Linked DNA regions of Homo sapiens: region 2 is linked to region 1. A link is an interaction called in ENCODE POLR2A ChIA-PET data of the cell type or tissue named here. Cell type or tissue: GM12878. All regions are shown on one strand. Links, peaks and the distances in the headings refer to the core of each region. The heading gives the core; the rest is flanking DNA.

What was found. Peaks named below come from ENCODE experiments on the same cell type or tissue, not always from the same donor. Only the 100,000 strongest peaks of a DNase experiment are listed, where the experiment ranks them.
Region 2: POLR2A ChIA-PET joins it to region 1 with 5 read pairs; 2 of 35 experiments call an interaction of 5 or more read pairs at or near these places.

Annotation. Positions count from the first base shown.
Region 1 is chr6:149,047,572-149,063,980 of GRCh38, forward strand. The region is part of intron 7 of UST (uronyl 2-sulfotransferase); the gene reads left to right. Among named protein-coding and RNA genes, the nearest start is that of UST-AS2, 23 kb to the left of the region's middle. RefSeq lists an enhancer at 6,844-6,963. In GM12878, for the core only: no CTCF peak of the experiment used is centred there; DNase peaks (open chromatin) are centred at 7,400 and 8,190; H3K4me3 peaks cover 1,226 bases; H3K27ac peaks cover 3,027 bases.
Region 2 is chr6:149,200,773-149,217,181 of GRCh38, forward strand. No RefSeq gene overlaps it. Among named protein-coding and RNA genes, the nearest start is that of TAB2-AS1, 49 kb to the right of the region's middle. RefSeq lists an enhancer at 12,320-12,439. In GM12878, for the core only: no CTCF peak of the experiment used is centred there; no DNase peak of the experiment used is centred there; H3K27ac peaks cover 1,169 bases.

The sequences.
Region 1 (16,409 bases), core at 4,020-12,019:
TGAGGTCAGAGTTTTTCATTAACAGTTCAAGCCCTTGTGAGAAATTCTAGCCCAGAATTTCTACTTGAAATGTGAGCACCAAACTTTACTTTGGGAACAACAACAACCAAAGAAATGCAAACCAAGAGGACAGACCATGTTCATGCATGAAAATATGGAATATCACAAAAATGCCATTTTCCTCACATGAGCATATAATTTAAAGTATTTTTTTTTAGCTTAAAGTGATTCTCAAGCTCATCTGGAAAAAATAAACAAGTGACATGGCCAGTGATCTTTTTTTAAAGTAATGAGAGGAGATTTGCCCAACAAGATTCAAAAATACTAGAAAGCTCTTGGGTTTAAAATAATGGTGTAAAAGCACAAGCTCAGATAGACAAGTCAGTGAAACAGTAACAGAAACAGTTGCTAATGCAAAAGGTAATGTGCTCTCTGGTAAAGATCATTAAAAAGAAAGAATAAATAAAGGTGTAAATTAGTTAGCTAAATGTTTAGGGAAAAAATAGTCTCCTTATATCATGGGCCTTAATAAATTCCAGATGGTCTAAAGAGTTCATTTTTTTTTTAATGAAAATATGAAAGGAATAGAGGAAAATATAGTTGACTGTTTTTTGGGGGGATGGGGTTTTGCTAAGGATTTACTAAGCATAAAAGCAGTAAAACACATATTTATACAAGGAGAAAGTAAAGGGCTGGCATGGTGGCTCATGCATGTAATCCTAGCACTTTAGGAGGCCGAGGCAAGTGGATCACTTGAGGTCAGGAGTTCGAGACCAGCCTGACCAAAACCCCATCTATACTAAAAAATACAAAAATCAGCTGGGTGTGGTGGCGGATGCCTGTAATCCCAGCTACTCAGGACGCTGAGGCAGGAGAATCGCTTGAACCTGGGGGGCAGAGGTTGTAGTGAGCCGAGATGGGGCCACTGCATTCCAGCCTGGGCAATAGAGTGAGACTGTCTCCAAAAAAAAAAAAAAGAGAGAGAGAGACACAGTAAAGAATAAATATGTTTAATTGAAACTTTAAGCATGTTTAAAACATACTTAAGTTGGCAAAATATTTGCAACAATGATATCATATGATTATATTTTACCAAAACATGAAGCATTTTTTACAAATCCATAAGAAAATCACTAACAGAAAACAATGGAGAAAGAGAAATACAAGTTACCAACAAATACACTAAGAAATAAGCCCAACCACATTCATAATCTAAGAAGTGCATATTAAAATGAGACCATATTTTCTATGAAATTATTATTGTCTGTTATGTGAACAAACACTGAGCAGTCGTGGAGTCCCCGATGATGAGGATGAAGAGAAATGGCGCCTCAGGAGACTCCTAGAGGGAGAGCACATTGTTAACCCCTGGGGTAAAGAGCAAGTTAGTGATACATCTTAAAAGCCTTCAAAATGCCCATAGCTGCAGAACTGATAGAAAAATCCTGTACCTTGATTGTGGTAGTAGGGGCATAGGTATATATAGCTGTCAAAACTCATCAAATTGTATATTAAAATTGATGTGTTAATTAAATGTAAGTGATTCTTTGATTTCTTGGTGAGGAAATAATGTTTACAATCTTTGACCCATTTCAATGCTAGAAAAAAAAATCATACAGGTACATAAAAACTATTATAAGGATGTTCCTCACAGGATAGTTTACCATTGCACAATAAAAAGACAACTGTAAAAATAGAAGAATAGCTAAATACATTTTGATATACCAAAAACAGTTAAATGACATAGCTGATTGCTTGAAATATGATGTGACATGAAGTAAAGGAGAAAAGAATAGTAAATCGTATTTACAATATGATACCAGTTTTACTAGAAAAACTACGTGAGCACAGGAAATGATTAAATTGAAATGCTCAGAATGTTGATGTTGTTAGTCATATCTTTGGGTGGTGGGATTATTAGTAATTTATTTTCTTCATTTCCCAACTGTTAGATAGTAAGCATGTAGCATTTTAAATTATGGGAAAAGCATGAATTTTAGGAAAATAATTGAATGTTCAGATAAAAATTATATGGAAGCAGAAGGAGAGCCCACTGGCTTACTGTGGAATTGCTGGGAGCACACAGAATTTTTATCCCTCTCTCTTCCGTGTTCTTTTCCTGCACCCGCAGCAACACTGATGAAAATGGGGCAAGTAAAGAACATCATTCTCGAGGGGGCAGCACAGTTGTGTGCACACAAAATCCTGGGTTCCACTTTTTGTCCCTTTACCAGCCCCTCTCTCTAAGATATCTAACCTCTTTTTGGCAACTGTCCTTTGGATTTCATCAGTTCACCTGGCAAATTCTAGCCAGTAGTTTTTTAAAAACTCACCTTGTCTCTCTCTCTCTCTCTCTCTCTCACACACACACACACACACACACACACACACACACGTGGCCCTTTCTTGTATACAGAAGCTATAAAATGTGTGTAGATTTCTAGCCCTGAAATACTAAAGTTCTATAATTCTGTACTTAACTCTTTAATAATCTTGACATTTTATCTACCATATGAACTACGGTACAAACACCATTAAGGGCAGGACTTGGCTTTCCAGGCCTGAATGCAGGTATTTAAAATAATTGAATTACAAGAAGGTAGCTCATAGATCTTTTCCATTGCAGCATAACTGTCTTGAATCTGAAAACACATTGTCTGTCTTAACTCTGCAGTAGCTGACACACCCTCCTCCTCACAAGTCACTGTAGTAGTAAGATTAAATATTATAATGATGGTTTAGCAAATCGGATGGGGACTCATCAGCTATTTTCATATCAAGAACTGAGGTTGAAATATGCATCCTTTATTTGTTTTTCATTGAGTGATTACAGATGGCACCTAATAAAGTCTTCATGCTGTGATATCTTGAAGCCATTGATTTATGTTTGGTAAGTGTGGACACACCAACTCTAGTCAACCTCCCTCCCATTACATACCACAAGGAATGTTAAAATGACATTTGCCTATTTGCTTTTTCTAGTGACTGATGAGGATCCTTTCTGAGAGGTAAACACCAGCATTATTGAGGAGTGAAGTTTAGGCTTGATATTTTTCAATAAAGTATATTCCTCATTATACTTTATCCTCCAAAATAAAATGACAAAAATAAAACTTTGGACTTTTCTTTGGATACATATTAGCCAAAACCATCATGCCCCTGGTAAATATAAATTGATTCTGAGTTTTTAGAAAATAAATCACGAATTGTACAAAAACATTGAGAGTCAGAAGATGTTAGAATACTGGATGTGGAGGTGAATTGGTGTGCCTTTTCTTCCATTTGATTTGGACTATGGTGTGACTGACTATTTTAGCATCTCTTCCTAATTCTTTCCTTTGTTGAAAGTGTTGTAAAGGCCCACATGCCAAGGCTAATTGTGGGGCCAGAGCCAGGGAGACTGCTGGGCAGGTGGTTATCTAGGCAGGGATGGCAGTTGGGCAGAAGGCACAAGCAATACAAGCTCTGGGAACATCAGGTGGCTTCAGTCTAGAGACACAGATCAGGTAACCCAGGGAAAGATGGTGGAGTTGAGGAATAATGCTAAGAGTGAGGGCCACAGACCAGCATCGACCAGAAGCCTCCACGGTGAAATATGGATTCCATGAGCTTGGACTCAGCAGCCAAGAAAAGTCTCATTTAATAGTCATTGCGATCTCAATTTCACAGCCATATCGATGGAGAAACATCTGTGCTCAAGAGGAGAGAATTCCACAACAGCTTACAGCCACACACTGGTCATCCCTGTGAAAGATGCAGCTGACCAGACATGATGTAGAAAGTCAGGCAGGCCCTCTGAACCCCATGGGCGCCTCTGCCAAGTGGTGGCGAGCATTCTGGAAAAAGTGGAAAGGCCAATACAGAGAAGTGACGGGCCTGCAAATGGTCCTGATTTTTCTAACACCAATTCAGGGGCATCATTGGGTCTTTTGACCCAAGATCTTAAGTGGATCCTCTGTGCATTTCATTACTTAGTTAAATAGCATGTCATTCCGTAAGAAAGCAAACCTGAATTGGTTTTGCCTAAACTACATAGCCCAGGAAATTGAGCAGAGGATTGAATGGCACAGTTCCTGATCTCAGCAGGCTATGGTTTCCCCTTTGTATCTCCACTTTGTATCTGACTGCATTTTCTCTTTGCCCTAAACCATCCAGCTATTGCAGTGGCGATGGGGGGGTGTCTGACAAAACTTTACTTTTCTTCCTTTTTTATTAAAGTGTTTCAGATGCTGCAGTCATGAATGATTTTTGAATGTTTATTATTTACCTAATACAGGCAAGAAGATATAGTAGAAGATAAAAAATGAATAGAAAAGAGATAGTACTACCCAAATGGAACTCTATTAGGGAGGGGAAAATATGTGAAACATCCAAAATATATTTTTGACATTTTTACAGAATTAAATAATTATAGATTATACGGTATTCATGATCAAGAAGTGCTTTGGAATTTTATGCACCTAATGAATGTATAGGTGGGGAAAGTTGATCTATAAATGCACATGTATACTGTAAGGGATATGAATCTTTACTTTCACTGAACCACCAGACCTTAAAATTTTATAGGAGCAGAGCATCTCAAAGTCTTGATGTCTGTAATTTCATAAAGTATCATTAACACATTAAGTTTCAACTAAATTGAAATTAATTGTTTCATTTGGGGAGATTAGCATTTTTCTATTTCAGTGGCAGAATACTGATGTTTCAAGGGAATATATTTTGAGGATAACAGTCATAATATTAATAGTTGTTGTTATTATATTTAACACTCATTGGGAGCTTCTTGTGTCTCAGGAATCTTGTTAAGTCCTTTAGATGTACTATTTCATTTAATCCTAAGAACAACCCTGTGAGGAAGATACTATTATTATGTCCATTGTACAGATAAGGAAACCACCAACTTAGAGATGATTCATAACGCTTCTATGTTACTGAGCTGGTCGCTAGCAGCACTCAAGTGATTGAACATTCAACCCAGGCCCAGGTGACTTGCAACCCCGTGCTCGTAAGCTCTTAACTGGTCTCTCTCTCTCTCTCTCTCTCTGAAAAGGGCAAAATCTAAAACATGATTATCTGAGGGAGATGGGGTAGCTAGAAAAGTAGGATTCTATGAAATGTTATTCTGCTGAATTCTCAAGAACACAGTGTTTCTGGAAAGCTTAGTGGTTCTGTTGAGGTGATGTTCATTGATATTCTAAATGTGTTACTTTGTTTTATTTTTTTGTTGGTGGGGGAAGACTTTACTAGTTGGAATTACTAAAATCGCTTTAATAAAGTGCTTGCAAAGACTCAATCTGGTTAACAGTAAAGCCATTTGTTTCAGTCATGTCAGCAACTTTGGTTTTCATAAGGGTTTTAATGAATCGGAGAGTGGAATTTAAGAAAGCAAACAATCCAAGGAATACTCCTTATTTTTCTAAAATAGCAAAGCAAAAATGGGAACCCTTTCCAGTTTAGTTACAGCAAGTATCTATTGGAGTTTTAGAAATTCTTAGAGTACATCATTTATCATATAGAACAAAACTTGATTAATGAACACTTTTTAAAAGTCTTTTTAGGGTCCTATTATTATTTTAGTTGTTTAGATATAAAAATATTTTATGACATATTCACTGTTAAATTTATAGTGAATTGACATTCAGTGACATTTGTTTTTAAAGTTGTTTATTGAAATATGTAGTCTACCAGAAATAAGTACGGTTACCAACTACTGAAATCAATTTAATAGTAATTTGGTCTTGTTAGTCTGTTAAAAAGAATTATTGGCCTTCAGATATTTCCACAAAGCCCTTTGTTACTCATGAATCCCATCAAGATGCTATGAATAAAGACTGTGAATATCAATAAGTTTGAAAACATTCCATGCTCATGTTCAGGGTCATATTTTTCCCTGTCTTCTATGTTCCTCTTTGTGGCTATAAACCCAAACTTATGTGTTGTGTGTTTTTTCTATGACAATTATGGATATGACTTATTTACTATATGCTCTATGAGGTATAACCTAATGTCAACTGACTTCAACTATGTTTGCCATACTTCCAAAAAAATAGCCACTCATGTATCTGTCTGATCAGGAGGTGAACCGATGGTGCTGTATGAAATTGAGAACTAATTATCTCATAAACATTCTAAGTGGATATAAGGAATTATGTGCTCAGTTGCAACCACTAATTTATCGAAGCACCGGGTCTAAATACCTCAGGGAATGCACAGAAGCCTGATGGTTGAAAAGCCTTCAAAGCATTCTCTCAGCTAAAAAGTACAAGAATTGGGGCTCATATCTAGTGCCTTTTTGGACAGTTGGTCACAGAAGCTTAGAAACATTGGCACAAGTATTGTCAGGTGGAGCCTGGCCGTGACCTCTGTGAAATGGCTGTCATGAGCTTGGCAGGGTGGGAATAATGGCTCTCCTGCCACCATCTGTCACCCCTGTCCAAGACACCAGCACAATTTGAGAGCAGCTGTGGTTCCCTACCCTATTCTCACCCCATCCCCCCATGCCCAGCAGCTCCCTCCCTGGGACTTTGGACCTCGTGGGAAAAAAATGGAGAAGGAGGGAAAGAAAAGTACTTGAGGGTTTTGTAAATGTTCAGAAAGGGAGGGGGGTGCGGTAGAATTAAATCTACCCAAAGAAGAGCCAAAGAGCTTTCACTTGCTTTCCCTTCTAGCCAACCAGTAACCAGTAGGCCTTCATTTTATTGTCACATGTAAAACTCAAGAAGTGATGAGTAAGTAGCATTCAATTAGAATTTAATCTTTTTTGGTAGAAATGGTGTAAAAGTTTTCAATGAGGATATGCTGATTCCTGGTTGCATGTTCCACAGCCTTTGATGTTCAACCACATCATCTTGCACTTATAGCTAAAAGGTGTCAGACACCTAACATTGTCTTAGCAATCTTCTGTGGTTCCAGATACTGTGTGCATCTTACAGGCTGGAGTTGGGGGACACCGATGCTTAATGGGAAAACTAATGACTTTATACAGATCTTATAAAACTCTGCTATTGTCGGGGGGCAGGCATTTAGTAGATTAAGTTTGTAATCTAAGAGAGGAAACTGGGCAGGAAAGACAAGAGTGAGGTGAAGCACCACCGTGGACCAGAAAAAGGCTTGAAATTAGAAGCCTTTGGCAAAAGTGTGAAACTTTGCCACTTTACATTGTTCAGTGGGTCAGAAATTGTCAAAGATTTTCTTTTTTCTCCAAAGAGAAATGACGAGGAAGGAGAGACATTTTTTATTTGTTCTGGGTGTTTGTTTATTGTTTGTTTTGGACAAGGTCTCACTCTGTTGCCCAGACTGGAGTACAGTGGTGCAGTCACAGCTCACTGCAGCCTAGACCTCCCCGGCTCAAGCAATCTGAAAGAGAGACATTTCAAAATTGAACCTAAGACTCATGGTTTATCGCATGAGAACCCACAGCTCTCACAGAAACTCAAGAAATGTCTTAGTGAGGGGACTCAATCCTTTACACTTCGAGCTGAAAGGACGGCAGTCAGCCCAGCCAGGAGGTTACCTCAGCATAGACCAAGTAAATAAATCATTTGGTAGAAGCCATTTGAGAGTAAAGGTTACTAGAAAGTCATAAATCAACCAGCAAGTCGATGTATGGTTTTGCTAGAATGTAGGAGCAATTAGAAATTTTTAGAAATATTTCTTTAACTGTGCGTGACTTGAGGAAGAGGACTATGACCTAACTAACCAGTTACTATTATTATATCAAAATGAGATTTTAAAAAATACAGTATGGATTTAATGCCGGTTCACTTATTCAGTTTTATGCAGTTAAGTTGTTGTTTTTAGAACATTATGAAATTTCATTTCATGCCCCAATAAAACTAAACTAAAATGGAATGGGTTACAGCTTTTCCATTTGTTGACTTTTCTCTTTCAAACATCTTTGATTTTCCATTCATTGAACACACTTTTTAAGAATGCTTTGAATGTCATTCAAGTTACCCGTTTCTCCTGTCCCCTCCCCCACCTGTCTCTAATGCAGTTTCCAAAGTGAACCAATCCTAACGGAACCTAATGATACCTTTGAGCACGTTTCTTAGTAACACTAGCACCTCTTTCTTACCTGCTTCTAATTCACATAATGGCCTTTCTAGCATTGGCTGATTGTTTCTTTTTCATTTCCCCTTTATCACTCCCACCCATGTCTTATCAAAGGGGAAGGCTGGTGGTTAATGGTCAGTGCATTGCACCACAATTTCATGCTTGTGCTGCATCAAAAGTCTAACCTGACAATCAGTCCCTTCTCTTCCATCTGACATCAGAAGCTTCTGCAGTTTCTCACAGCCATTGGCCATGAAAGTTCAGCTCAAGAAGTCATCGCAACTACCTTCATTTATAGCCTGTTGTTGACCTAAAACCTAATGCATGTCAGTGCTCTTCTCTGTTTCTTCTCTCATGTCAGAAAAATTAAAATGTTTTAATTTTTTTCCCAGGCTGCATTTGCAAGTTTTAATATGTCTATAACATTTTTATAGTATATCAGTATCCATATCAAACATTTAACTCTGTTACTCTGCTTTTCTTTTCTTTTCTTTTTTTTTTTTTTTTTTTTTTTTTTGAAATGGGGTCTCGCTATGTCGCTGCAGTGCGGTGGCGTTAGCTCACTGCAACCTCTGCCTCCCGGGTTCAAGCGACTCTCAGCCTCCTGAGTGGCTGGGATTACAGGCATGCACCACCATGCCCAGCTAATTTTTGCATTTTTAGTGGACACGAGGTTTTGCCATGTTGGCCAAGCTGGTCTCAAATTCCTGACCTCAAGTGATCCACCACCTTGGCCTCTCAAAGTGCTGGGATTACAGGCCTAAGCCACCGCACCCGGCCTACCCCTGCTTTTCAAAGTCATAGCCATGATACCCAGGGATTTTTCCCTCACATGGTCCTGGTGTCTACTGACATTAGCTTATCAATTTCAAACTTTCCTTAAGCAAAACAAATGGGCCTCCTATACAAATGGGAAGGTTGCAGTTTCATCTCATTTTTTCTTAGAGTTTTGCCTGGTTAAAGCAATTTGGATGTTTTTAGATATTCACACTGTCTTATTTAGTGTGCAGTTGCAAATCTGATTTTTAACAGGGAGAGAAGGAAGAGGTAGGGCTGTTAATTTGCATTCCCCTAAGACTGAGTACTACCAGTGGGCTACAGGTTGCCCAGATAAAGTACATTTAATTTTAAAGTAACATTGCAAACTCTCCCAGTAGAATTGACAGCATCCTTGGAACTTCATTTCACACTTTCCTGACTTGGGAATGGTTATTTTGAGTAGCACCTCCTATTAACCTAACTTCTTAATGCCTGGACAGAAGGTTAAATATCTCACTTATCTACATGTTCGGCCTCCATGAACAGCTGCTTCATTCACAGCCCTTCAAGGGTTTATCAAAATTTCCCCATGTTTAACATTCCAGAGAGAACATCCAGGTTGTTGGCTCTTGAGACTCACCATTGGTTCACTCACTGAGGCTGATGATTGTGACTAATATAATCTTAAAACAAAAAATGCAATAGGATACATTCTGTTAAAGAAAATGCATTTTGAATTAACTATAAAAATACAAAGTTCTGTGATAGCCCTATCTGAGTACCCAGTTCATAGAATCCAAAAATGAGAAAAGATTTCGTCTCCGTGATTGTAGTCATCATGTGGTGTAATTTGCTAAGAATTTCAAGTGCACTAAATGTTTTACGAGCAACCATACTCCCATATTAAGGGCACTGCTGTACTCCTTTACATTCTCAGAGTCAGGAGATGCAGGATTTTCAAAAGGCCCTGTGCATTTTGAAACTTTAGCAAGGTAGGTGATAGATTGATTTCATGTAACAATAAAATAAATGTCTTAAAGTTTCAGGATCTCTGACAATAGAAGATAAGTGGTATCTTAGAGTTGGCAGAATTGAAGACCTTATCAGCTATAAGAAGAAAAGTTACTGCTCAATATCTGAAGCTGCCATTGACCTTAGGGAAACAAGCAAAAAGGCACATGATCGCTTATGAACAAGGATGTGCATCTGATATTATTGAGTCATAGAAACAGAAAACCCAATCATCTAACAGTAGCAGATGGTTATATGACCTTTAAGGCATCTATAAAATGGAGCATATAAAAACACATTGCAAAATGTAATTGGTAATAATTAAAGATATAGGAGAAATGGTCATGGTTAGTTAAATTTTAAAGATGATAAAACTAAATAAACAATATAGCACAGATGTGTTTTACAATGAATAGGCATAAATAAGAAAAAGACTAGAAGGAAATGTACTACTACAGTAATAACTGTGGCTTGATTAAAAGTTATTTTATATTCTTGTTTTCCTAAGTTTCCTAAAAACTTTACTATGTATTTGCATATGTGTATATGTACATATAGGTAAGTATATACATATATCTGCACATCATGTATACATGTACATAGTATGTTTATATGGGTACATCACAATCAGAAAAATAAATGTTTATGTTTTAAATTATTTTTCTCCAAGAAATAAGGTTTAAAGCTCAAAGCTTATAAACTTCCCAAGGGCTTTCTGATGATCCTGTGTGGATCTAGATAGTAGCTTGATCTGTACGAAACCCCAGAGAAGAAAAAGTAATAGACCAACATGAAAAAATGAGACAAAGAACTGTCCTGTGGTCATATCACCATCTGTGGAGTGCCCAGAGTGACGGTGTCAGCAACTGGCTTTAACATCATCAGGGCTAGATGTAGGTAATGAAGTGTGATTTCAGGAGAGGGCCTCCTCCCTGCCAAAGGAGGAGCATGTGTGTGTGTGTGTGTGTGTGTGTGTGTGTGTGTGTGTGTGTATGTGCGCGCGCGTGTGTCTGTGTGTAAGAGAGGGAGAGAGAGAAGTACCCTAGGCCTGCAAATGCCACACAGACTATGAGGAGTAGAGAAAAAGAATCCTGTCCATAAAGCAAAAGCAGAGCTTATGAAATTGTCAGATACCAAAAGAATTTAGAACTGCTGCAATAGTATTTCTCTTGATCTTCTTTATCCAGATGAAAAACCAGTTTGATCAGGATATCCTTATCAGTCACTGGGTCTGGCCTTCATAATACGATTTCAAATAAAGTAACAAACGTAATAAAAACACATTTCTCAATACTTATATCAAATTAAAAGTATATTTTAAGAAAGAGATACATTTTGTTGATAAAGACATAGTAATTCTCCCAATAAGTTTTTTTTAGAAGTAGATATTTTTAAACAGAAATATCTGCTTCAATTGTTGTTGTGAAAATAAATCCTTCTTTTATTGCCATCCTCATATATAAGCCGGTATTTTAGTGGTAAAAACTGTGCTGAGGAAAACACACACGTAGCACATACTTTCAAACAAATTTTACCGTAGCACATACTTTCAAACAAATATGTATTTACCGTAGCACATACTTTCAAACAAATATGTCAGCTTTTTAATGGTCTGGGCCATGATGCCGAACTTGGGGAGAAAAGAAACATAGCAACTTGCCCTTCATTCGGTAAATACAGGCAGCAGGGAAAGCCAGGAAGCCAGAGCTGCTGACTTAGGGGGGTGGTTGTGGAGGGAACTGAAGCCACCCCAGGACTCATTACCCTCAGCGTGTGTGTCTGGGCCAGGAGGAGTTGAGCTTGGCCATCTCCTCCAGCCCTGTCATGTTCAAGTCTAGGCATTAGGATCTGAGGGTGAGGTTGGGAGGCTCCCACATCAACAGAAGCTGGGATGCTGATCAGCAACTCATGAACCGAAACCTCTACAAGTGTCGGGCCCTTCCGGTGATTTGTTGCACATTAAGTTTGTCCGGCAGGGTGTTCACCTGGCTCTGCAGAAGGACACGAAAGGTGGACATCTGCGGCCATCAATGCCACCTCCTTGTGATCCCCCTTTCTCTCCCTCCTGTGGTGCCCCACTGTGAGGAGCATCCTTCCCATCCGCAGTGAAACAGAGATCTCCAGATTGCCCAGGAAGTTGTTGGAAGGATTGCACATTTGCTTCTCCCTTTATTGTGTACTCCTTCTAGAAGAAAGAGCCTGTGTTTTTAGCTTTTATTTTATTTTATTTCTCTTATTTCCTGGAATCAAGCATTGAGCTTAGTCGGTGCTCAGTACAGCATTGATGACTAAGCAAAAAGAATCCAGGCAAGAAAATAACTAACTACCACCACCGCCCACCCCCGCTAGCAATTTCAGCAGATTCTGAGCATAAGTAGTGTGGAGTTGAATCCCCCAGGCAATAACCTAGAAGCCCCAGGCAATAACCTAGAAGCCCGTCCAACAGCTGCCCTCATCTCCAATTCCATGGGGTTAGGACCCGCCTCCGTGATGTTTCTGAAAATGCATTCCTCCTCCGGGCTGATTTCCATTCCACAGGGGCCCAGTGCCCTGGTCTTGGTGGGCCCTCAGCGACCTACCCCACACAGACCAATACTTTCTCTTCCTGGTTCCTTTTACTGTGTTCCCTGCTTCCAAAAATCCAAGCAAAGTGTGTGCATTAGAAACCCTTCATTCTCTTTCATCAAAGGAACCTAGCGGTTTCTGCATTTTTAAACAACAAGAAAGTAAATCATGAACTTTTACTTGGCTACATAGATCAAAGATTCTCTTGAAGGTCCAAGTGATCTCAAATTATTTTTAATTATTTATATTTCCAGATCTGAATAAAAGACTGCAAAACACACCCCAAAAGTTTTCTGTTTACTTTATCAACCCTCAGCACCAAGGCAGCCATGAAGTGCTTTTTGTTCTTTTCTCCCTTCATGGCCATACCACCAGGAAGGTGGTCTTAACATGCCATCGATCATATCTGAGTGGCAAATGTAGCGCTGGCCCGGCCAGCCCAGCACATATCGCTGTGAGCCGCAGTGACACACATTCATTTCCGCTGGAGGCAGCCCTAGGGAGTCCGGCGGCCCTGCAGCTGTATTTCATCTCTTTGAACTGTATGGCCTCCCCTATAATTCAGGAAATGAGTTTACTCTATCTGTGACAAGCATCATGTTCACACAGTTTTGGGAGCGGCCAGCGTGGTGCAGGGCTGTATGGGAATGGAGGTGGCAGGCGTTTGCCAACCCTGGGGAGTACACCGACGGTACTTCCTCTCCCACTGCCGAGTGCTCCACTTGACCGTGACTTTCGGCACACCTGTTGCCTGAGAAAGTGTGCTTTATCCCCGTGTGCTGGGAATCTCTGGCTGTAATCTAACCTGAGATGAGTAAGTCAGTTTCTTAGACAGGGCGCTTCTTAAAACAGCAAGGCCTCTCAGTTGATCACCACTCAGCTCCCCTGAAGCTGTAGAACTGGTGCCTGTCTTTTGTCCATGCTTATTTTTTTTCGCTGGTAAACTTTGGCCCCTCTTTTGGTTGTTATTAAACTAGTATTTGTTTGGTGCACATAATCTCTGCTGGACCAGGTTAAAACAAGTGCAGATTGTTAAGGGAAGAGGGCTCTGGTCAGCGCGGAGTGTGCATACACTCGGATCAAGGAAAGGAATGCCAGAGCCAGCCCAGCATCAAAATACACTGCAAGTTGGTGGTGAGCTTTTGTTATTTTGCGTATGGTTAACCATCTCGGAGGTCATAAAGCGAGGCCTCTGTCCTCCGGTGCAGCAGCTGGGTTTATACAGTATTTCCAGATTGTTTATTCTGGCCCAGAGCCAGGGCTACATCGTTTTTCCATTATGCATGTTTGACAGATGAAGAGAGGTGGGAAGTGGGACTCCCAGGAACAGGTCTGTGATTTCCTTTCTATTTACATTAAAGGGACTTTTAGGAGTACTGAAGATTATGAACCAGTTCAAACATATGTCAATGCAGCAGAGGTAGAGAAGCTGCTATGTTTGCAAAAAATGTTCAGATCTTGGGCAGTAAAACAAAATCAAAGCAAAATCTTGGGCAGTGAGCACATCGTGCTTGTCACTGCCCAGTCTTGCATGCAGACAGGTTACTGGCGAGTGATATTTATCATTCACATCCAGAAGTTAAGCTAGTGTTTGTTTGGCAGGGCATTGGGAGGAGCCCCTGAGTTGGCAAACCAGAATCTGTGTGCAATCCACTGACATATGCATTTCATGCAGATGGGTGTGCCTGGTGCCGGGCAGAGATGTGTTTCCAAGGTCCCAGTAGAACTTTTTCCCTGCAGCCTTTTCCCTGAGCCACCAGCTTTCTGTGGATACTCCCAAAAGCCCGGGCTAAGTTCTTCCACCAGGAAGTGTTCAAGACTGACCAAAGAGCCACAGTTCACATTGTATCCACAGCAAAGTCCTTGGCACATAGGTCAAATGGATGTGATTGAATGACTGTTTTCCTTCTAAATAAAACACTTTCATTTTGCTAATGGAGAAACATCACTAAAAAGTACCAAAAGTGATGGCAAATTAAGTAACTGACCAGCATTCATACAGCAAAGTCAGGTCACACAAATAAATGTCTTTTTACCCAACAGTGTTTGAATCTTCAGTTAATGGCTGGGGTAAATATCACACCCAGCACAAATTCATTAGCTGCAAGACGGTGGCTTCTACATAGCTATTTGTGTTTGTGGTGAACCTTCCTTATCATGGCATGTCTTAAGCTTGGCTAAGTATTTGCAAGCGTTCTGTCACCATAACATAATGTTCTTCAACAGAGTGGCTAAGAAAAGCAAATACCACTACCTCTCCAGAACAACCTGTGATCCAAACCTTCTCTGTCAGCCTACTATCCAGAAATTCAATTTCCAGAAATGGAAAGTTTGCTCAGGAAGGACCCTCAACTAAGGAAGGAATTTAGCTAAAAAGTGAAGTATGCATAGTCAACACTGAAAGTTGCCCTTTGGGTTAATCCAGTCTTGCAGATGGATTTAAAATACAGGTTTCAAATCAACAAACATTTATGGAGGGTGGTTAGGTGCCAGGCATGGAGCTGGACACTGGGGAACTAAAAATGAAAAAGACACAGTCCCTTTCAGTGTGAAAACATTTTTGCTGGCTTGCAAGTTTTTCACCAGATCCTCCCAGACTTACCAAAGCATTCCCCTCATCTTAGAACACTCAAGCCCTTCTTTTCAATGGATTCCCTGAATGCCAGAATACACACAGGGCAAGGAGAAGTGGGTGGTTATAGATTTCCACTCAATTTGGAAATTAACAGCCTGTGGTGTAGCAAAAAGGTGCAAGGCTGAGAATCAGAAAGCCCACTTTCCAGTGCTTGGACTGAAATGTCCTGGCTGTACAGCCTTGAGCTGGTCTTGTGACCTCTGGGGCCCTTGGTATCTGTAAGTAAAATGGGTACTGGGAAGATTGAGCAAGGTAGTGAGGGGCGATGTGAAAGCGCATTAATCCACAGAGCCCTATGAAAATGAGAGGGATGTGCTTCTCTGCAGGACTTGTATGAGAAGTTGCACTGTTCGGGCTACTATTTGTAAAGTTTTAATAATACAGAAAGCAGCCCCCTCCTGGCCTCATGCCAGGTTTTATTCTCTACCAACATTGGGTGGCCAACTACAGATTTTTATGTCACTGGGGGCCAGCTGTTAGAAGAATCTCCACTCAGGACCGTAACTACTCTGTAGTGTCCCTGCCACTCCCTCCCCAGGGACAGCGCAGAGCCTGGAAGTCTATCCCCCTGTGGCCCTGACTCTATGGCTGATTGGACATGTCTATAAAGAAAAAACAATCTCTATTGTGTTCTTTAAATAGAAAGCTCAAAGTTTGTTTTTTTACTTTGTTTTCCCTCTTCTGAACACTTCATAGCTCAAAACCAGTGCCTATTTTGAGGAAATTTTCAATAGTTATCATAAAATTAACTAAGGGAATTATTTGACCAATCCCTAAAGGTAATAAGAAAAAACTTTTTAAAAAAATATCAAAAACATCCTGAAGCCACAGCTTCTTTTTGCCAAAAAGTATTGATGAATTAAAGTAGAGAGGCAGAAAAATGTGCCTTGCCAGCACTATTGGTCCCAAAAGGCAACCAAACCACAAAGTTAAACACTGAAATGTACAGACCCCAGCCAGATGGGAGGGTAGACTGCTTCTCGCTAAGGACCCAGCATTTGTGGGTCTCCTAGGAATTTCTGTGAAACTCCTTCAGATACTGCCTTTGTGCCCAGCTGTCTGTCTCCATCTCACAGACACAGCCAAGCCTTCCTTGAATCTGACAGCACCCTCGTCCTTCTGATGGTTTCTTTTGTTCCCTCAAGAAGCCTGTACAGAGGAGAACTGTGTTTCCCCAGGTGCTGAGCTGTGGAAATACAAAGATAAATGGGGTATCGCTTTTGTCCTGATCACTCAGTATAAAAAGCCTCTTTGGAAGAACAGCTAAATGAAACCTGGTGGAGATGTTAAGAATAAAATCTAGAGAAAATTTTTTAGGAGGTGGATAGTGCCTCAGAGGCCTCCTAAAAGTTTTCCATCTCTTGATTGAAACACACACAGAATC
Region 2 (16,409 bases), core at 3,690-11,689, 150 kb after region 1:
GACTCCTTCGCAATTGCAATCTCTGAATAAATAGCCTCTGCATTTCTCATTTAGTTGGTTTTTGTTCATTTCCAGTGTCTTTTCATCTATTCCCTAGAAGATTGAAAAGATTTTTTTCCCTAATTGCATCTTGAAACATTTTCTTTCATATTTATGAGGCAGATATTGCTTTTTTCCACAATTATAAATTAAAGGGCATATTCCATCCTTTTGACAAATGTGAACTTAAAAAAAATTTTTTTTATTTTACTTTAAGTTCTGGGATACAAGTGCAGAACGTGTAGGTTTGTTACATAGTTATATGTCTGCCACAGTGGTTTGCTGCACTTATCCACCCATCAAATGTGTACTTTAAAGATAGCCCAGAGGTTCCAGGTCCCAGAGTGATAGTTCTAGGCCAGCGATGTGCACACAGGGCCCCTGACCACCTCCCTGTTCTACCCCAGATCCACGTCATTTTTTGAAAAGTATTGGTAGTGACTTCCCCGGTAAGCCTGAGTTCCCAGATCCGACCCTGGCACCCGCAGCTCCCTGTCTTCACTGTGCCATTGCTCGTTAAGCTGCGCTGGTTGCCTGACCCCCCAGGTGTCCCCCCTGGGGACTGGGCACACAGTCTAGGTACTTGTTTTGCTCAAGCCAATGAAAAAGGCATGAGGAACACTTCAAAGGAAGCTTTCAAACTGCTGATCTTGGCAGTTCTGCTGTTTTCAAAGACAACAGAACAGTGGGAAGGAGGAAGATTTCATTTCCCTGGAGCTTCTCTGCTTAGCTCTGGAAACAATAGTAACCAAGTGCATTTTGGGAGGAATCATTTGAACCAGGTCCTTATCTTCATTGCTTGGAATAAGGTTTTATAAAAAACAAAACATCAACAACAACAAGAAAACTCCCCACTTAATTCAAACGCCACATTCATTTTCGTCTGGTTTGTTTCTCATCAATAAAAATGCATAATTAACTCCCTGAAGTTAGGCATTGCTAATGAATAGAAATCCATTTCAATGAATTCATAACCTGTGGGATTTCTGATGTAACCCTGTAATCTACTTCATTGACAAATTTTAAATGACTTGATGGAAGAAAATGAAGGTCCTAAGCTGCTGTTTGATGCTCAGTAGCTTGTTTCTTTTGTTAGTAGGTAGGGAGGCGGACTTCTCAGGCTTTACTATGGCTTACCCTAGGAGGACAACAGCACTCAACATAGGCTCAACAAAGCATCATATTTTTAATCCATCAGCAGTTTTCCAGAAGAATGTTGCTCATAATTAAATAACTTAAAGTAACAGAGAGTTAGCAAGAGAGGAGTCAACACAGGCACAATCTACCCGTCTATCCTCACCCATCTTTAGATATTGGTCAGCAGCTGTCATGGACTGGAGACTCCTGGGACCAATGGCCAATGACTGTGAGGATTGGAAACTGCAGTTCCTTGCTTTGTGTGTAGCTCTCTCCTCTGACTTGAGAATGCTGTTTAAAACGGTCTAGGTATAGTTCTAAACAGCTGACTCATCATTAAGGACAGGTGTCTGCAGAGAAGTCAGCAAGTGCAATTAATGTTAAAAATAAGATAACCTTTCAAAATACTACCCATGCACTACACCTGGCGTGTGGAAAAGAGGGGGCAGTCAATATCCCCTACATGGCCTACTGTTAGCCAGCCGAGCATACACAGAGTATAGGAAAAATACGTAAAACAGATCTTTATTTTGAATTTGAACCATGCATTCTATTATGGGTCCTACTCCAGGTGTTGTCCCATTGTATTCCAGGTGCCTTTCCCAGTTTCCCAGGGTGCAGGCCTGGTAATTGATTCTCTGAGTGACCATGTGGTCACTCCCTTGTAGCCAGTTGACCTCTCTGACTCTGACCTTCCACCCATCCTCCGTTTCCTTCGATCCTCCAGACCTTGGAATCTCTTCTCCTCCTGGCAAGGACTCCTGTCTTGGATGAACTTTAGTCAGGCTCCTCTGAGCCCACAGCTAGGCCTCATCCTTAGTCCTGGCCTTGGCCTGCTGAGCCCAGTTTTAGAAAAAAAAAAAAAAAAAAAGAAGTCCTGCTAAGGCAGCTTATCCAAAATCCCACCCTTGATATCTAACCAAGTTCCTCTTGGTAACTTTCCATTTCACCTCCTCAGCTGCCTGTTGGCTATACACCTCCTCTTGTTTCTGTTGTATCTAGAGTTGAGTTCAACTTCTCTCCCCTATTACAGTAGTGTTGAAGAAAGCCTTCCTTGCCATTTTTAACAAATGTCAGAATAATTTCTCTTTAACCCTTCTCAGACCCAGGGCCCCACCTCTTCTGCACCTGGAGTTCTCTTTGTCTTTAAGTGCTCGTCTCCTTCTTCAGATTAACACCCACTGCCAGGTGCTGGGGCATTGAATCCTGAGTGCTGGAAGAGAAGATAAAGGAAAAGCAGCCTTCTCAGCAGTCTGTTTTCAGGGCTGGGAAGGTGGGATAATCACAGCTTTCCCTACTCCTAAGTTAACGGTTCTGTGGCATCTCCCTTCCTTTTGCTAAGCGTAGCTGTCTTCTTAGTAAACCTGGTCTGGAACCCCAGGAGAAAAACAGGGGAAGAAAAAAAAAAAAGCAAGCCCTCATTTGTGATATCGGAAGAACTGAAAAACCTTACTCCCTGTCCACCACAAAAGAATTATCCTGTATATGGAATTAGAAATAATTAATGTGATTTGAAACTGGTACAAAGCAAACAATCAAAAGGCTCTGCTGAATTACTGGTGCCGTGTGGAAATAAATGGGTTTGGAGTCAGATGGGCCTGAATTTAAAGCCTGCCTCCCCCATCTAGCTTGTCAGGACCTCAAGCAAGCAGGTTAACGCTGGAGCCCAGATGCCTTGTCTGTAAAAATCTCCTATCTCACAAGGTCAGTAAGAGGAATAGATGAGCATCTAACACCATGCTTAGTGCAGGGTTATTTTTTAAAGGTTCATTTTCACTTCCTGACTCTCACTCTGTTTGAGAGACAATGGTTTGGAGACTAGAAAAATATATCGTTCAAAACGTGTGTGATTTTTTTAATCTTCCATGCTTTGATTTTGTGATTTATCTGATGCTAACATTATCATTTAAGAAATCACAATATTTTGTATGTCTTTTAATATTTTATAAGGCAATTCTATTTCTTTCAGTGTAAAATATAGGGACATTTTAAAACATAGTTTTATTTTTTCTGAGCTAACATGTTTTTAGACAGAATGAAGTTATAGTGCCACAATGAGTGAGAGGAAAATAAGAAATTTAGTAGAATGTAAAGTGATAAAACAGTAAACTAAATGTTTACATTTAAGTTCTATTATTTTTCTATGAAAAAATCTAGACATATGCATAAGTAGAGAGAATAGTGTAATGAAACCCCTTGTATCTGTCACCCCGTCTTAACAATTACATTTTGCCAATCTTGTTTTGTCTGTACATCACCCTGCAGTTCTCACCATCCTCTTCACTGGAATGTTTTAAAGCAAATTCTCAACATCATATTTTAGTGCATATTTCCAATAGTGAATTCTTCTTATTTTATATAATCAAATTACTACTAATATAGCTAATAAAATTTAAAAATAATTCCTTATATAGTTCCTATGTATTCTCAATGTCCACTCAATGTTTAAATACCCTGATTGTCTCAAAAGCATCTTTTTACAGTTGACTTGATTGGATCTGGTCCAAATAAGAAATTTGGTCGATATGTTATGTAAGTCTCTTTTAATCTATATCATTCCTCCCTCCTTCCCACCCCATTTGTATTAGTCTGTTCTCACATTGCTATAAATACCTGAGGCTAGGTAATTTATAAAGAAAAGAGGTTTAATTGGCTCACAGTTCTACAGGCTGTATAGGAAGCATGATTCTGGCACCTGCTAGGCTTCTGGGGAGGCCTCAGGAAACTTACAATCATGGCAGAAGGCAAAGGCGAAGCAGGCCCTTCTTACATGACCGGTGTAGGATGGAGAGAAAGGTGGGAGGAGGTGCTACCCATTTTTAAACAACCAGATCTCATGAGAACTCTATCATGAGAACAGCACCAAAGGGGGAATCTGCCCCCATGATCCAATCACCTCCCACCAGGCCCCACCTCTAACATTGGGGATTACAATTGAACATGAGATGTGGGTGGCGATCCAGATCCAAACCATATCACTATTCATGCTATTTGTTGAAAAAACCAAGTCATTTGTCTTATTGAATTTCCCATGCTCTGAATTTGGCTAATTGCATCATTGTGGTGTCATTTAACATACTCCCCATCCCCTGTATTTCCTGTGAGCATGGTTGGATCTAGAGACTTGATCAGATTCCGGTTCAATTTTTCAGCAGAACTTCATGGAAGGAGCTTGTACTTACTATTGATCACCTCAGGAGACACAAAATATCTCTTCTCTAGTGAATTTTCAACCGATCAGTGAAACAAAAAGTTATTTGTATTCCAATCCAGGATAATAACTCTCCATTTATGGTGGAAAGACAAGATTTTTTGAGTCATCCAGACTTGAGACAAAACACTGAACTGTGGCACTATGGACAAGACATTGTGGATTTTCCCATGTTGGGTGCTGGATATTCTTGTATTCCTATAAATATTCTTGAGCTTTGTTCTGGGATGCAGTTACATTACTTGGAAACAGTTTGACTCTTTGGGGTGTTGTTTTTAATATTGTTAGATGGGTCTGGAGCAGCATTAATCGAGAGCTAATTTTGTGCTACTGCTGAAGCAAGCCCTTTGAGTTCTCTACCCAGTGCCCATGCATTAGGAGGGTTTCCAGTCTGGCTGGTGGCCTGTGTGAGCACCAGGCACCATTCCCTCAAAGTCTTTAGGCTGGTTCTTTCCCCAGCCTCACACACAAGCAACGATCAGTCCTCTACTAAGTACAGTGTTACAGGCCTTGAGGTACAGACACTGCAGAAGCCAGACAATAATTCCCATTCCTATGAAATATACAAGTATTGTACAGATTACAACTTCCAAATAAAATGCAAGCAAATGTTGCCAACTTAAACCTCATTCACAAATGGGATTATCTCAACAAACCAAGTCCATTCCCCATGAATGCAGGAAAATAAACAAATATGTGCAAGAGCCCTATCAGATCACAGTATAGAAGGTCTTGTTGAAAGGATTTTTTAAGTAAGTCCCTGCTTTCTCCTTCTCTCATGTAGAAAAAAGCAAAATATACCTTTGCAAGGAGTATTTCCATCGGAAATCATTTTGCTCTCATGGAGGTGGAGAAAAATAATTTAAAACAGATAAAAGAGTGGATCTGGATAACTTTTCTTTTCTTTTAGATCTTAAAAACCATTCACTTCAATACCACGAGCCCATGTAAGAATGCCATTTAAAATAATGATTTTACATTCTCTAAATCTTTGGTATTTGTCATTTTGAGGGAATATCATGTATCATAAGACTGCTTTTATTTTCTTCCCATCAGACAAGATTATCCAAAGCAATTACTAATTAGCTGATTCAGGGCCCATGATAAGAACATACAAGAACTTTAGATGTTGTGTGGCTCCATGGCCCCTTTAAACCTGGGGGGTCCGCAGGTACACAACCAGTAATTTTTCTTAGTGCCAATGGTCGTGTCTCAGGCAGTTTGTACCACATGGGTTGTTGTGGTGGTGGTGGTGATTACTGATGTTCTTTCAAGAACTTTTAGAAGTTCTAGGAACACCGAGAATCAGATTAGCTGTCAGAAGGAGCAGAGAGATTATCCAACATTGGTTATGTATAAGGGATATTAAATACTATTGTTCTCAATAACATTAACAATGAAATATGACAACTTAATAATATAAATCTTAAAGACATACCAGGTCTCTTTAGAGATGAGATAGTTATCTTTATAGTTATGCCCTAAGCATTTCAATTAACTTGACAAGTTATAGCAATAAATACATAAAAGATGCAAAAGTTACATCTTCAATAAAGGGAATGTAGTGGTTTTCTTAATCCAAAATTTTGTTTTATATATGATACGCCCAGTGTTCTCTGTATGTGTGATTGGAAGACGCCATTGCTGGACAGGAGGAAGTGCAGATGCCCTAAACATTTAACCAGGTTCACATAGAACAGTAGGCTCTGCTTTAAGAGGGCAGATTAAGTGCATGTATTTACTTGCTTTCCATGGAATCCCACTTAAATAACACTTGAACAAGTAGAATAAATTCTTAACAGTACTGAGTGCTGTTTTTGACATATTCCTGAAAACCAAATACATGGGATCATATTGATACAAAATCATAGCAAGGAATGACAACTCTTTTCCCCAAAGAGCCCTGTGCCCATCTGCATTAGATTCCCAAGGCTGCCATAACCAAGCACTGGTGCCACAAACAGGGAGGTTTATAACACAGATGTATCTTCTTACAGTCCTGGAGGATAAAAGTTCGAAATAAAGGTACGAGCAAGGTTAGTTCCTTCGGAGAGCTCTGGGGGAAAATATGTTCTGTGCCTTTCTCCCAGCCTCTGGGGTTCCCAGCAGTCCTCGGCGCTCCTTGCATTGTAGACACATCGCTCCAGTCTCTACCTCTGTGGTTATATGGGTTCTCCCTGTGTGTTTCTGTGTGTCTTCATCTCTTCTCCTCCTCTCCTCCTCTTTTTTTTTTTTTGAGATGGTATCTCACTCTGTTGCCTAGGCTGGAGTGCAGCGGCGTGATCTCAGCTCACTGCAACCTCCGCCTCTACAGTTCAAGCGATTCTTCTGCCTCAGCCTCCCAAGTAGCTGGGATTACAGGTGCCCAACACCATGTCCGGCTAATTTTTTTGTATTTTTAGCAGAGACAGGATTTCACCATGTTGGCCAGGCTGGTCTCAAACTCCTGACCTCAGATGATCCGCCCACCTCAGCCTCCCAAACTGTTGGGATTACAGGCATGAGCCACTGAGCCTAGCCTTCTCCTCTTATAAGGACACCAGCGATACTAGATTCAGGGTCCATCCTACTCCAATATGATCTTATCTTAATTACATCTTCAATGACCCTATGCCCAAATAAGGTCACACTCTGAGGTAGCAGGGACTAGAACTTCAACATATCTTTTATCTTTTAGGGGGGCACAATTTAACCTGTAGCACCATCATTCACCTGTTTGCGTTCAGATTAATTTCCTACTCTCTCTCTCTCTCTCTGTCTCTCTCTCTCTCTGCTCTTTCTGTGTCTCAAAGTATTAACTCCTATAATCTATATTTTCCAGACTCCCTTGCCAAACTGGCTTCTGGCTGATGTCAACCAACGGGAGGCACTAGCAAGGGACTGGCAGGAGGGAGAACCGAAGAAGCCAGGGTGATTCTCCCCTCTATCTCTGCCTTGGGCAGTGTTTCCAGTAGCAGCTACATCTACTCCATGATTCTAGTTCCTTCTGGAAGGCTTGCTGTAGCTGGGAGGCTCTCCCAGTATGCAGCAAGGGGGCCAGAGCTGCTAAACTCTGTGAATGCCATCCTCCAACTCGCCTCTGCTTCTAAAATCTGAGTTGCTTCATTCTTCAGTTTGCTCTGTCAGCTCTTCCAAGACTTTTATAATTAATTCCCCTAATTAAATTCTCTCTATTGAACTACCTGGCATAAGTTCTGTTTTCCTGACAGACCCCTGACTGATCAAGCTTCAGGCAATGCCAAGCTCTGAGTCAACTAGTAGAGAACAGGAGTGTGCCAGGGGGCAGACATCAAGGCAAGTATTGAAAGGACCACCAATGGGATAAGAGAGCAGACCCCAGTGCCCCCCTTCCCTCCCCCTGCAAACGCAGCACAACTGTCAGGAGACGTGTGTGGGAAATAATAGCTGTGTGCAAAATCCTTCACGTTTCTTAGTGAGCAGCCAGTAGATACCATCCAATGTTGTTTTCAAAAGGAACTATAAGCATATTTCTAGTGTAATGATGTTACAGTAGACACCAAAATTATTTAAAACATCAATAAATAAAAATTATCTCTCAGGACTTAGACTTAGGGTAGGCAGGAATGGGCTTATTTTGGTTTATTTTCTCTCCTTCTGTGCTATTTGAATGTTGTAAAACTTTTGCCTCTATTACTTTTGGTTGTTGTTGTTGAGACGGAGTCTCGCTCTGTCACCCAGGCTGGAGTGCAGTGGCGAGATCTCGGCTCACTGCAAGCTCCGCCTCCTGGGTTCACGCCATTCTCCTGCCTCAGCCTACCGAGTAGCTGGGACTACAGGTGCCCGCCACGGCGCCCAGCTAATTTTTTGTATCTTTTAGTAGAGACGGGGTTTCACCGTGGTCTCGATCTCCTGACCTCGTGATCCACCCACCTCGGCCTCCCAAAGTGCTGGGATTACAGGCGTGAGCCACTGCGCCCGGCCGCCTCTATTACTTCTTTAATGTTTTAAGCACTAATTTCAAAGATTTGACTGGGTCTTTGTCTAGCTAAGGAACAAGTGATTTTATATCAAGTCTTATTTCCTGGACATAGAAGGGGGAAGGTAGAGATGAAAGAGTGGAGAATTTTGAAGCAGGCATGTGAATAAAGAAGGTAATGGCACTACCCATTGACTAAGTAATTGCTTTACATGTTACACTGTGGATGGGGGAAATCCATGCAGAGGGTGTTTCATGTTAGGAAATATGCCACTCTTTCCAAATGTGATATTTTTGAGAATTACTGTGTGTTAGGCCATTCTTGCATTGCTATATATAAAAAAAAAAAAAACGAAAACCTGAGGCTGGGTAGTTTATAAAGAAAAGAGATTTAATTGGCTCACTGTTCTGCAGGCCGTACAGGAAGCATGGTGCTAGCATCTGCATGATGTCCGGGGAGACCTCAGGAAGCTTACAATCATGGCAGAAGGCAAAGGGGGAGCAAGCATCTCACATGGTGACAGTGGGAGTAAAAGAAAGAGTCAGGGGTTGGGGAGGTGCCACACACTTTTAAACAACCAGAACTCATAAGAACTCACTCACTATTGTGAGGACAGCACCAAGTCATGAGGCATCAGCCCCCATGGCTCAAACACCAGGCCCCACCTCCAACACTGGGGACTACATTTCAACATGAGATTTGGGCAGGACAAATATCCAAACCATATCCTACTGTTCGTTCTTGGGAGATGTGTGAGTGCATTTGATCTATTATTTTTAATCCTCACTCCTACTCCTGCTGTCCAAGACCAGTAAGAAGGAGGAGGCTCATCTACCCCTCCACATTGGCAGAGGGCATGGAAGAGACAGAGCTGAAAGGGCTCAAGACTGCTCTGAACATTTATAGTAAGCCCAGGCATAGCTGCACAGGGTAGATAAGTAGTGCTGGAGTGATTAGAAACTTTCATCTACAACAGCACAGCATAGTTTTTAAAAAAATACATAGGCTTAAGAAAAAGATAAACCTGGGTTTCAGTCTCAGCATTGCCATCTACTACTTGTACTTAAATTCTCTGAACTTCAATCTCCATTTCTGCCAAACAGAGATAACATTTAGTCAACACAGTTTTCATGAAAAATGAGAAAATACATGCAAGGAATTTTATAGAATGTCTTGCACGTAGGAGGACCTCAATAAAACACATCCATTGCTGATGAGGAAATAGGTCAAATAAGGCTCTGCATATCTGGATATAAACAAAAGGTGATTGAGAGGGCTTCTTAGATATTTGTAGGTTTTTCAAAGCACTGACTTGCTTACTACTCCTGCTTTTCTTCCAGGCAGTCAAAGCATATTTCCTGACAATTGTACTGAGTGTTTTAAATAGACTGACAAACAACAGAGACAATCCCATGCAAAGCCAGCCTTCTCAGACCAGCTTGTTGCTAGCTGTGGTTGCAGGGAGCAGATTTAGATGAGTCATATGTTGTAGAAATGGGCAGAAAAGGACTGGAGTCCTCGAGACATAACCCCAGATTCAGAGTGTGACACTAAGTCTGGGGCTCTATTTGTAGTGGGTAGATAGCAGGAAGGTGTTATCCAGACTGTGGCCCAGTGAGGGGACCCAGAGTCCCTAGTCATCTGTTTCCTAATCTCCAAATTGCACTGTCCCTCCTGGAGTCATGCAGACAAAATGGGAAGGGCCTAGGCCAAAGAGAGTCAAAGAGTGAAGAAAAATGGTTAAGAATCTCCTAGGAAGCTTAGTAAACTTCTAACATCAACATTAACAAAATGTTTAAGAGAATGATAATTACAGGTGTCACAGGGCTCACTGTTTGCCTCATAAATAGGGCTAGATTCAACGTGTCTGGCATGTATCTGGAAAACTGGTGAGGTGGACCTGACAAAAGTCTCTTGGATAAAATGTATTCTAAAAGTGAAGAAAATGAGAGACAGATGACTTGACTTAGTCATTGTAGGAGGAAGTAAGTCTGAGTACAGCACTGTGTTCTCACTAAGTTTATCTACCGGTTGTGCCCAGCAAAAACGGAAGTAACGCCGAACTACAGGTGGTCCCTGATGGCCTCAGACAGACTCAGCAATAGGCATGTACAGGGTGAGCAGGAAGGAATACCTGGCAGAAACCTAGTACCCCATGGAGGGGCCTGCCACAAAAGAAGAGAACAAATGAGCATGACATTTGAGAGCTGTAGATGATCAGACTTGTTCAGTATTGCATGGGAGGCATCCTATAGAGATGCCCCATAACAGGACCTGTACCACTGGGCAGCAAAAAGAGATAGGGAACCGTGGGAGGCTATTGTGATCACAACCACTGTTTACTCATAGGCGAATGTGGCCTTGGGAAATGCCAGCACATGAGTAAATGACCATAAATGGTCATTCTTTTGACTGCTAGCTGATGGTTGAAAGCCTCAAAGAAATATACTATAGTCCACAATAACAACTAAATGCAAAGACCTCTGGAAATTTCTACAGATGTATAGACTCTGCTGTTAAGTCAAAGCAGACCTTTGTCTAGACAGCTCTGAGATAGATAACTCTTCTATTTCCTTCTGGCGTCTGCTATCTCTGGGGACTTATAAAGGACCTTGTCTTCCCTGATAAGGTGATATCATTTGATTTATGTATTAATTGGGTTGGGATAGGCTTTGTCAGTAACAGTTTTCTAAAAAAAAGAAATCTCAATGGCTTAATGCAATAAAGACTTACTTCTTGATCACATAGTGCCTGATACAAATTGGGCGGCCCTCCTCCATCTTAAATATATTCCAACTACAGCACATGGTCTCCATGATCATCATAGAAGGGAAAAGAGAGCTAGAGGATCCACAGGAAGATTTTCAGTGCCAGGCCTACCTAGAAATGTTCATCTCACTCCTGTCCATTTTCCCATTGGCCAGAATTGTCCAAGACCCACCTGGCCCATGAAGGCTTGGAAAGGGAGAGGGACACCTGACCACTGGGTGAGCATGAAGAATCTCTGCCACATATTTTCCTTAAACAATTCATCTCTCTCATTAGTTGCCTTGTTTAAATTGCTGTTGTTAAATACATTTAGTTAAGTATTGGCGAATGAATTAGTCAAGAAAGGAGAAATATATTCATCAAGGTTAAAAAAAAATTAAAAGCCGGTACCAGACACATCTTCTTCTGAGTCATCTCAGTGTGATTTATCTAGTAATGAGTTAAATGTTTGCTGTATATTTACCACGGAGTGAGACAGAGCAGCCTTTATGTTCTCAGCAACAGCTTCGAACGCTGCCAGCATTAGAACCTATTTGTTTTATTGAGAAGAGGGATTGTTGGCTGGAACACAAGGGCTCCCCATTACTCTTTCTGGAAAAAGCAATGGGAACTTTAACTTTTCTCTGGACAGCTACCAACATCTATCAGAAGAAACAAGAGTGTAACGTCTCTTTCTGAAGGGCCGCACTTAGAATGCCTAACAGCCTCCCAGCCTCTACTGGTGTCAGCAGTGGATAGAAGTCCAAATGCAAGCTATTCTGTGTTTACTGGAAGTGCTAAAGTGAATCAACCCTATAAACGGAAAACAACAAACTGACCTGACCTGGAATACTAAATGAAACCGAAGTCCAAAGGTACCAAGCTCAAAATCAAGAGCAGAGGCATTCAAGTGTACCCTCTTCCCCCCAGGATTAATTCTGAGTTCAGACAGAGACATATTCTATGACCTCAAGTAGAAGACTTCATGTCTCTGCACTTTGGCTAACTCAAGGTCAAACTCAAGTCTCTATCAAAGTTTTCTACTTCTCAAAGTTGAGTTTTCTAAAACTCTTTTTTTCAACTGACTGCTGACTTTAAATCTTCCACATGGCTTCCTTCAGCTTCAGTAGACTATCTGCTTCCTCCTAATTCACAGAGAAAACTGAGAAACGAGTGAGAAAACTCCCAACTCTGTCCACACTGCCCACAAGTTTTTCAGCCAAGTATTTTCCACTTCCTGTCCTGTTCATTCCTCCACCCACCACTGCCTGGCTTCCACCTTCGCTGCACCACTGAAGCTGCTCTGGTTAACACTGCTGCTGCCTTAACCTGAAGAACACTTGTAAATCCCTGTCTCATTTGACCTTCCCTTGGCATTCAGTACGGCTGTTGACCATTTCTTCACTTTCCATTCTGCTGGTTCCTGGTTCTCCAGGTTTCTGGTTCCCCTAACACCTACCAAGTCTCTTTAATGCCTTCTTAAATGTTGCTGTTGCCCCAGGTATCCCATTTAGCTCTCGGCTAATTCATTGAACAAGGCTTTCTTGAATGAGGAAGAACTTAGTGGAAAGGCTAAAGCCAATCAGCTCCTCAGAGTGAAAACGGGCACAAGGGTTGGCACCAGAAAAACAGAATAGAATAAGATCCACCCCTGTCCTCATGGACCTATGCTCTGGATCTCATTTGATTGCCCCAGCATCTACCCAGGCGCCCACGCTGAAAACTGTCACACTCACAGCCAAAAGATCCCCGAATACAGTCACATCTGTCTTTTGAAAATCTTTTGCATCTGCTCACTCTGCTTCCTCTGTGTGGTCATCAGCTGAGTTCCAGCTTTTGTCATCCATCACCTGGACCAATGGCAATAAATCTTCCTTGTTCACTCTGACTCCAGCCTCACGTCCCTCCAATCTTTCCTGCATATTGCATTCACAATGATTTTTAAAACACTCAATGTGGTCACATCATTCTTCATTCAAATCTTTTCAGTAGTTCCCCCATCATCTCCTTACGAGGCTTCTCATGAGCTGGCTCTCACCAGCTTCTCCTGTATCTCTTCTACTACTCTCCTGCGCACATCATAGCCTCCAAAATTAATAACCACCTTAGAGTTTCCCTGAGTGTTGACATGTTATCACACTTACACAGCAATAGCCTTAAGAAATCCTTTACAATCATGTGACTGAGATTCTTCATGTTATCTATGTAGTTTACTTTTTATACCACAAGTCTTGCACATAAAAGCACATTGACTTACTCATCTAACAGGCATCTCAAACTTAACTTATCTGACACAGAAAAACCTGCTCTTTCCTGCTCTTCTCCATCTTCACTGCTCAGGCCCGAAAACTCGGAGGCAAACACAATTCCTCTCCCTTTCCAATATGTCCAAATCAGCTGTCAACTCCATACCCAATATATAGCCCAAAGCAATCCACTTCACTCCATCACCATGGCTGTCTCCACAGTCCATGTCACAGTCTCCAGATGACTATAAAACTTCCCAGCAAGTCTCCCTGCATCCAGTCTTGCCCCCTTAGAATCCATTCTCCACACTGCAACCCACGTGATCATCTAGGAACATAAATCCTATCATGTCACTCCTTGTTTAAGACCCTCCGATGGTTTCCTTGAAACTTAGAGGAAATTTCAAACACTTTCAGAGCCCTGTGTGAATCAGCCACACCCTCCCCACTCCTCCTGTGTACCCCTGTCTTTCCCGCACCCTCTGTGCTCCAGTCACACTGAACTTCCTTCTGTCTCAAACACACCAGCCTTATTCCCACCTCAGACCCTCGCAGTGGCTGTTCCCTCTCCATGAGATGCCCTTCTTGCAGAGGCCGGCTCCCTCCTGATGTTAGATGCCAGCTTAAATATCACCTCTTCAGAAAAGCCTTTCAGGATTACCATGCCTAATGCACCTTCATCACATCACCCTGTCCTATTGGTATTATGGCTCTTACCACTGCCTGACTTTAAATCAGCTCTCTCCCCTCATGAAAGTATAAGGCCCCAAGGGCAGGAACTTGTTTATTACTATATCTAGTGGTGGTATCCAAATTATTTAACAACAGGTCTGGCATAGACTCCAACCCATCAGAAGGGATGCCCATCTGTAAACCCTCAGCTGGCCTGACTGCAAAGTAGTCACTGGACATCAGCCTTCTTGTGTCCTGCATCTGAACAGTGTGACTCTCAATACATGTCAGTTGAATGGGTGAATGAATAAATTAACAACTGTTTCTTGGTTAGGTTCACTGTTCCATCAGGAACACAGGCCTTCACTGTTTTTCTTAAAAAATATATTTATTTATATATTTATTTTTGAGACTGGGTCTGGCTCTGTCACCCAGGTGGAGTGCAGTTACATGATCACAGCTCACTGCAGCCTCAACTTCCCAGGCTCCAGCGTTCCTTCCTCATTAGCCTCACAGGTAGCTGGGACCACAGGCACATGCCACCACATCTGGCTAATTTTTGTATTTTTGGCCGAGATGGGGTTTCACCATGTTGCCCAGGCTGGTCTCGAACTCCTGAGCTCAAGCAATCCACCCGCCTTAGCCTCCCAAAGTGCTGGGATTACAGGTGTGAGCCACCGTCCCCAGCCACAGGTCTCCATTACTAAAGAAGGGTGTACTGAGCCCCTACATGTCCAGGCCTGATCTGCACCCACTGAGAGGCCCCTCGGTTTTCCTGCACAGGTTACTTCTCTTCAGGGACTGTTGTTGTTTTTAAATTTTATTTGAACCAGTAGCTCTGGAATTTGGGTAGGATGATTTCCGCCCAAGTCCTTGACATCCACCAGTGTTTACTTCCTTTTTGTGCATTCTGTGGGCACCCACGGCTGAACAATAGTGAGAGGGGCTCTGAAACTGATTTCAGAAGATGGGGTTCAAGGTCAAGCAATATCACATGCCAGCTGTGAGTCGTCAGGTCTTGGACAGATTATTTAAGTTCTCTGAGTCTACTTTTCCATCTTTAAAATAGGCACATAATAATGGCCTACCTCCCGGGATGGCTGAAGGACTGTATGAGATGGTACACAGCAAAGTATCAAACCAGCCACACCTAGCATTTGAGAGCCATATGTGTTAATTTCATTTTGCTCACCACTTCTCTTCAGAGTTGTTATGAAAATCAAATGAAATAATACACATGCAGCTGCTCTGCAAACCATATGTAATGTTCAGATTATTGATAATAAATTATCCCTGATTTGAGAAATCAGGTGGCTTTCCAGAAATTATGAAGAGCTGGAAAGGAACTTTAGGCCTTGTGGTGGCAAAGTCAGTGCTCCAGCCAAGGAGGCCCATGCTCTGCTTAGCTAAACGGCCCTCCCTGGAGATAGCATCATTGGAGGGCAATCTTAGTATGTCATACAAGGTTGCTAGGTGCTAAAAATATAGACTTGCCAGTTTCCTACAGAGAAGGAGGGTTTTCTGCTGGGTTCAAGCATTACTCTAGCAGCAAGATCTGGGGGCACCTTCTCTTTTATCTCTCCTCCGAATCAAATGTCTTGCCCTTTATTTGAAAATAAAGCTCTCCCAGCACTTTGGGAGGCTGAGGTAGGTGAATCACTTAAGCTCAGGAGTTTGAGACCAGCCTGGGTAACAAGGCAGAGCCCCATCTCTGCAAAAAAAAAAAAAAAAAAAAAAAAAAAAGAAAGGAAAAACACTCAGCCAGGTGTGGTGGCACTTGCCTGTAGTCCCTGCTACAAGGGAGGATGGCTTGAGCTTGGGAGGTTGAGGCTGCAGTGAGCTGAGTTCGTGCCACTGCATTCCAGCCTGTCTTAAAAAACAAAAGAAAAGAAAGCTCCCTGGGGCTCTCACCTCTCTCATTCATCCAGGCTTTCCCCAGTTCCTGGAATTCTGTCTCCTTCTGCCTTCTCCGGCCACTAGACCACCTCATATGGAAATTCAGACCGTGACCTGAGCAGCCCTATGGAGCTACACATGTCACTTCCTGCTCTCTTCATAGTCACATGCTAGTACACAGCAGCCCCGACCTAGTCACAGCTACCTGCAGTGGGGCCCTCACCCTAAAAGCCCCACCAATACCGACACACAGCCAGTTACCTTGATTTGGAGACATTAAGGTTCTCAGAAGATCACTTAAGCCCTTAAATCAACAAAGTAGTTCTTGATGCGGCCCACAGCGAGGTTTCTTACCAACGCTCTGTCTAACAGCTTCAACCAACTATTTTTGCTAACTAGGTACTAAACTTTTAAAGTCATTATTTAAGTCTTTTGTGCCTCCTAAATTCACTGCCTTGGAGCAAATCCCTGGTCATGAACCTCTGGTTGCCCCCTTGCCCAGACTTTCTCAGAGAGAAAGGT